Regions from separate parts of the Homo sapiens genome. Here region 2 is linked to region 1. Evidence: chromatin contacts called from ENCODE Hi-C or POLR2A ChIA-PET data. All regions are on one chromosome and are shown on one strand. Each heading gives the region's core, a stretch centred on a gene start or an enhancer-like site at or near the end of the contact. The rest is flanking DNA. Distances are from core to core; before and after follow the strand shown. Region 1 overlaps DAD1 (defender against cell death 1). Region 2 holds the start of IRF9 (interferon regulatory factor 9).

Evidence for each region. A loop is a pair of places that touch in the nucleus more often than their neighbours do. ChIA-PET counts read pairs that join two places held with the same protein, here RNA polymerase II (POLR2A). Pooled maps may share reads with other maps.
Region 2: a pooled map shows a loop between it and region 1 (5-fold over the local background). The contact joins the promoter of IRF9 here to the enhancer-like site in region 1. A Hi-C loop is called at or near these places in 1 of 50 pooled maps. POLR2A ChIA-PET finds 5 or more read pairs at or near these places in 2 of 52 experiments (CD8-positive, alpha-beta memory T cell and activated CD8-positive, alpha-beta memory T cell).

What each region holds. Positions count from the first base shown.
Region 1 is chr14:22,564,335-22,567,330 of GRCh38, reverse strand. DAD1 (defender against cell death 1) reads left to right here. Exons shown (of 3, transcript NM_001344.4): 3 at 2,194-2,424. Among named protein-coding and RNA genes, the nearest start is that of LINC02332, 8.8 kb to the right of the region's middle. Within about 2 kb of position 1,536, at least 6 of the 41 ENCODE cell types and tissues checked have a DNase peak (open chromatin) inside an H3K27ac peak, as active enhancers do.
Region 2 is chr14:24,160,015-24,163,010 of GRCh38, reverse strand. It overlaps IRF9 (interferon regulatory factor 9), which reads right to left and starts at 1,746. Exons shown (of 9, transcript NM_006084.5): 1 at 1,673-1,746; 2 at 687-867; 3 at 1-45. The coding sequence starts at 866. RNF31 (ring finger protein 31) reads right to left here. Exons shown (of 21, transcript NM_017999.5): 20 at 2,604-2,772; 21 at 2,356-2,491. The coding sequence ends at 2,438. RefSeq lists enhancers at 581-640, 1,630-2,019.

The DNA of each region.
Region 1 (2,996 bases), core at 287-2,786:
AAAATCAGTATTTGAACATATCTGCCCAGTGCTAGTGTCTGAATAGAGATATTGCTGGAGAAGAATACAGATTCCAAATAGAAATGACCCTGGCTGGCATTATCTTTTCTATCTCTACAGCGTCATTTTTAACAGTTCTTTGTGTTATGCCTTGCTTTCTTTTTAGATGATTAGAACAAACTGATTAAATGGCACTGTCTTCTGCCCAGGTGAAATAGACTGAAGTCACGCTAACTTTTCTCAGTAGGTGTCTTCATTTTGCATGTCTTGATATCAGGGGAGGAGATTTTATTAGTCAGTTTCCTGAAACCTTTATGCCCTGGTTAATAGTTGAAACCATTCTTCTTAGCTGTTGAGTAGTCAATTGTGTGAGCTAATATTTCAAAGAATCCTAGAACCTCTGCTTTTAGAATAGTGTCTGGTAAATAGATCTGCTTTAAAAGAGGGGAAGCAGATCTTTGTAAACAGAATTTTCTGAAAACCACTATCAAAGAGACTTACTCTCATGAGTCAATTTTTGCCTTTCACGTGGACTGGCCTCAGCATCTTAGATTTAAATGTTTTAATATAATAAAATCTTTAAACTTTGATTTTGTACTAAACTAGGATTTCTTTTATATTTCTAAAAGTGTCAAGGCTTTGTTCACTGAAAATGGCATTATGATCTAGTCCTCTCTCACCTTGGCCATTAGAAATGTAATGTAGCCAGGCATGGTGGCCTGTGATCCCAGCACTTTGGGAGGCTGGGGCGGGTGGATCACCTGAGGTCAGGAGTTCGAGACCAGCCTGACCAACATGGTGAAACCCCATCTCTACTAAAAATGCAAAAATTAGCTGGGTGTGGTGGCACACGCCTGTAATCCCAGCTACTCAGCAGGTTGAAGCAGAGAATCGCCTGAACCCGGGAGGCGGAGGTTGCGGTGACCCGAGATCACGCCATTGCACTCCAGCCTGGACAACAAGCACAAAACTCTGTCTTGAAAAAAAAAAAAGCTGTAATGTTATATTGGCTGATAGTCTATTGCCAGAGAGTTTGCTTTAAGAAATTTGATGGAATGAATAGGTGAGTTTGAATAGGTCTGTTTGGTTTTGTTTGGCACTGTGAACACCTTTTGCTTCCTGTTATTGCTCTTTCTTTTATACATTTCTTATAATACCACTGATTCAGGAATGTTCTGCAATTATGTAGCATTTCTGTAAATACCAGTGTTAGTGAAATAAAAGCATTCTGGCTGAAAGTCCAAAATCTCTCCTTTAAGTTCTGATGCCAGAATCTCCAGGTTACTTACTTGACCCAATATACCAAATAAGGTAGTGCCCTTTTTCCTCCTGGGGCAGCCCGGTTCTTCTGAAAGGTAGTATTTCCCAGCCTCTTTTGAGTCATGGTACACGTAGGAGATTGCAGTATTTTTATGGCACACTGGGAAAATCAGTTGCTTATAGCTGGAGACATTGGAGCCCCTAAGGCTGGAGGTCACTTTCCAACCAGAGCTGTGCTGGAGTCCAGTAGGTGGGAGGCTGTGCTTTGAGGGACTAAAGGAAGCCTGTATCTTGTGGTGAGGGTTCCACCTCACAAGTTACAGATCTCAGTTCCATTTGGCTCTAGCAGCAATGTGGCCACTTCTGTTGCGGTTACTCTTTCTTCACCTTTTTCTTGCCAAAAATAAACTTATCTTTAAATGAAAACTAAATTATTTCTTATATTTTGGTCCTTTGTTATAGCTGAGATTGGGAATTTTTCTTTCTTTCTTGAATCCTTACTTCCCTACCCTGCCTCCCCACCAATGGAAATCTGTGCTTCATAAGCATTTTAGATTCCAGAAAGCTCTTTAGGTTAAACTACAACCCTCTCACCTCAAAGAATTTGTGGGCCAGGGAAGTCAGTGACTTATGTGAAGTCTTGCGGCTAATTAATGGTAGAGCTGGAGTTAGGACACATGTCTCACAGTTCCTAGTTCGTTTTGCTTTGATGTGCTTGAAATTCAGTTTTGACATTAATTTTTCTGGATACTACTCCCATAAAATGTTCTTTGAAAAATACTTGCTTCTTTCTAGTTTTTCTCGCCTGGTTTAAATATTGTCCTGAGTGTGGGAACCCCATAACTGTCTTGTGGGTTAGAATTTAGATGGAAGGATTTGGGGCCCTGTCTCTAGTATCATAAGACATTTAACCTTGCTGCTTTTTTCTTCTAGGTTCACTCTTTGAATTTCCTGGATAAGAGTTCTGGAGATGGCAGCTTATTGGACACATGGATTTTCTTCAGATTTGCACTTACTGCTAGCTCTGCTTTTTATGCAGGAGAAAAGCCCAGAGTTCACTGTGTGTCAGAACAACTTTCTAACAAACATTTATTAATCCAGCCTCTGCCTTTCATTAAATGTAACCTTTTGCCTTCCAAATTAAAGAACTCCATGCCACTCCTCCATATGCCTCTGGCTCTGTTTTTATTCTTTGCTGGTATCAGAATCCTTTTTTTCTCTTCAGTCCTCTGTGCTGAACTCTTTATGAGTTGGTAACTTACAGCTGTGAACCTGCCTCCTTGTTTTCATTAAGTATATTTGAAGTTAATGGCAAAAGGCAGTGCTGACAACCCTGGGAAATGGCAGTCCTTTGTCTTCTTCCTGGAGCAGGTAATCCTTTACTAATCCTTCGATTGTTACAGGTGCTTCCACTCTTATGACAGTGCATTCCTGGAACTGCATCATTATGCACTCTGCTAGAAATTGAACTAAGTATGTGCTACCACATTTACATCTGTTTCAACATGTTTTAGTGGTAAAAGTGAAATATATTTCTCTTAGGCAATGTAGACAGAGTGAAAAATGGGGGTTATGTATGTGTTGACTTATAAGATACAATATTTTCCAAAGCACCTTCACAAATATTCTCTCATTTTATTCTTGCAATTATCTTAGGGGTTCCTGTCCTCATTAGTTAGGTGAAGAAATTGAAACTCAGATTTGTGACTTGCTTAAGATCAGAGTTCATGACAAAG
Region 2 (2,996 bases), core at 497-2,996, 1.6 Mb before region 1:
TCCTGTGTCCCCCTCCTTATACTTTCCCTTAAATATTGCCCAGGCCTAGGAAAGAAAGCAAGGGAAGAAGAGGCAGTGTGTTACAGGCTCCACCTGCCCCTCCAATAGGACTGGCTTTACAGGCGTGCAGCTCTGAGCTCAGAAGGGATTATGCAGGGTCTGTGCTCTGCGTTGCCATCTTGAAATCCTTGGAAATTTTTTTTTTTTTTTTTTGAGACAGAGTCTCACTCTGTCACCAGGCTGGAGTGCAGTGGTGCGATCTCGACTCACTACAACTCCACCTCCCTGGTTCAAGCGATTCTCCTGCCTCAGTCTCCCGAGTAGCTGGGACTACAGGCATGCACCGCTAGGCCCAGCTAAGTTTTGTATTTTTAGTAGAGACAGGGTTTCACCATGTTGGCCAGGCTGGTCTTGATCTCTTGACCTCGTGATCCACCCACCTTGGCCTCCCGAAGTGCTGGGATTACAGGCGTGAGCCACCGTGCCTGGCCAATATCCCTAAAATTTTTGAACAAGGCCTCCACATTTTCATTTTGTACTGGACTCTGCAAATGATGCAGCTAGTTTTCCTCTCCAATCTGTCCCTTATCTGAAACCCAGGCAGACGCAAGTGCTCGAGGATGAGTGTACCAGTGTGTATACACCATCCCACACACAGAGGAACAGTGGTTTCCAGGCCCTTTCACCTTGAAGAAGGCAGCATCCTGGTCCTCCCGGAAGTCCTGCTTGCCTGCATGTTTCCAGGGAATCCGGAACATGGTCTTAGCTGTATCATCCCAGCACACTCCGGGAAACTGCCCACTCTCCACTTGCTCCACCACCCAGTTCCGGAGTTTTCGGGTGCAGCGTGCCCTGCCTGATGCCATCCTGGGGGATAATAGGAGCAGGATGCATCAGAACTGACACTTTGGGAGGGAACATCTCCTGAGACCCTGGCCATTGAGACTAGATTCTGGCAACAGGTCCCAGAGATCCCATCCATCTTCTTTTAGCTCCAAACACATTTCAACACTCTATGGGACAGAATTGTTTCCTTTCTGCCATCACTAGCAGTGACAAACAACAACAACAACAACAAAACCCCCCAAAACATTGTTTTTAGCACTCTAAGCTGTGATACCTGGAAGGAAACCTTGGGCACTGGTCTTAATTTTAGGACTTTTCAGAGATGTATTGTTTACAAAAGAATTCCTTTGGTGATCGTTCCTGGTGACAGGCCCTGTCTAGATTCCCGAGCATCAGCAGAGGTAGGTTCTGCTGAGATCCATCAGGCTCTTCACCCACCGCCCCACAGCCTACACAACCTAGCCTGACCCCCACCCCCTGCCGGCCCCAGGAGTAGGTGGGGCAGGAAGTAGGGGTGGGGTTGGAGCTGCAGCAGAAGTGGGCAGGGCCAGATGGCAAGGAAACAAATGGTCCACTGAGGCTGGGGCCAGGAGCCTTCTTCCTTGAACAATCCAGCAGTAGGTCCTCCTGACCTTTGCCTACAAGGGTCTGGGGAGCTGGCCCTTGTCAGTCTCACTCTCAGGCTGAATCTCCCACTTCCTGACTTAAGAGATCTTCTGTCTATCCCTCAGTCTAACAGAGCGACCCCTAGGACCCCCTGCCCTCAATCTGGCTGGACTTTCTAGCCCTAGATCCCAGGCTGACTCCCATCCTTGGCTGATCTTACCTGAGTTGCTGTCCAGGCTGTCGCAGGGCTCAGACGACCTCAGCTTAACTCCTGGCTGGGCGGCTGATCTCTCCGCCCCTTTCTACAGTCCCCACCCTAAGTTTCAGTTCTCCTCCAGGGAGGGCCTTTTCCCAGAAATCACGTGGTCTGAGTTGCAGGGAACTGGCGGCCACTAGAGGGCAGCAGCATCTGAGCATCTCACTATCAGGATGCCACTGTCGCAGCAGGGGGGCCCTGCCCTGCTGGCTCAGCTCCAGCCTGGCTCATTCCCCTGCCTCCCTCAGATACTCTTGCTTCTATCTGACCTCTGGGTGACACCGTGGCTTCCCCAGGGAGGCCAGTTTCCTGGAGTCAGGCCTGGGACCTCTGGACTGCTGTGTACACCTGTGCATCTGCATTCCCCCACAGTGCCCACCTGATACATATTGGGTGACTTCAAATACCAGTCAAATTCTATGAAAGGAAAAAAGGAGGCAGGGAGGGAGGAAGCCCAGGCCAGGCTGCTGGATGGGGAGGGCCTCCCTTGACCATCCAGGGTGTCAACTCCTTCCTGGTCCTGAGTCCAGGGAGGGTCAGGCACTAGGTTGCAGGGGGCCCTTTTCAGCAAAGCTCTGTTCACCCCGCTCTTTCCCTGGTGCCCCTAGATGGTGGCACCAGGAAGAAGGACCACCAAGAAGCCTGGGTGGTAAGATGCCTCTTTATTGGTGCTGGAGCTGTTCCTGAGGGAGCAGGCCATGGGACCCTCATCGGGACCCTTGCCCTCAGCTACTTCCGCCTGCGGGGGATACTCTGTCCCAAGGGTACCTCTTCTGTCAGCTTCTGCAGAAGGAGAGAGAAGGTAATGATATTGGAAGCCTGGAGCTCAGACACAGTCAGCACCAGGTGACTTCTGTAGGGTGGGTTAAGAGATGAGGCTGGGTGGAGGCTATACCTGTAACAAGCGGGCCTGGTAAGCAGGGGGATCCTCTCCAGCCAAAGGCTGGGGGCGTACGTGCAGGTAGCGCTCAGTGGCCGTCTCCAGCTCTTCCACCTCATACAAGGTGGCTGGGTCCAGCGAGTGGGCATTGATGAGGCTCACAAGATACTCTTTGTAGTGTGCCCTGGGGAGAAAAGGGAGCAGAATATTTGTTGTGTTGGCTAATATTAACTGAGTGTGTCTAACATAGCTGGACTCTGAGACACCTGGACGAACAAGATTAACAACCCACCTGTGCCCACACTGCCTGCTACTATCTACCCATGCCCTTGCCCAGAAAGCCTCCTCCCTCCCACCCACTGCAAGACCTACTGCTCCCAAGGACCCATTTTACTGCCTGGGCATGCC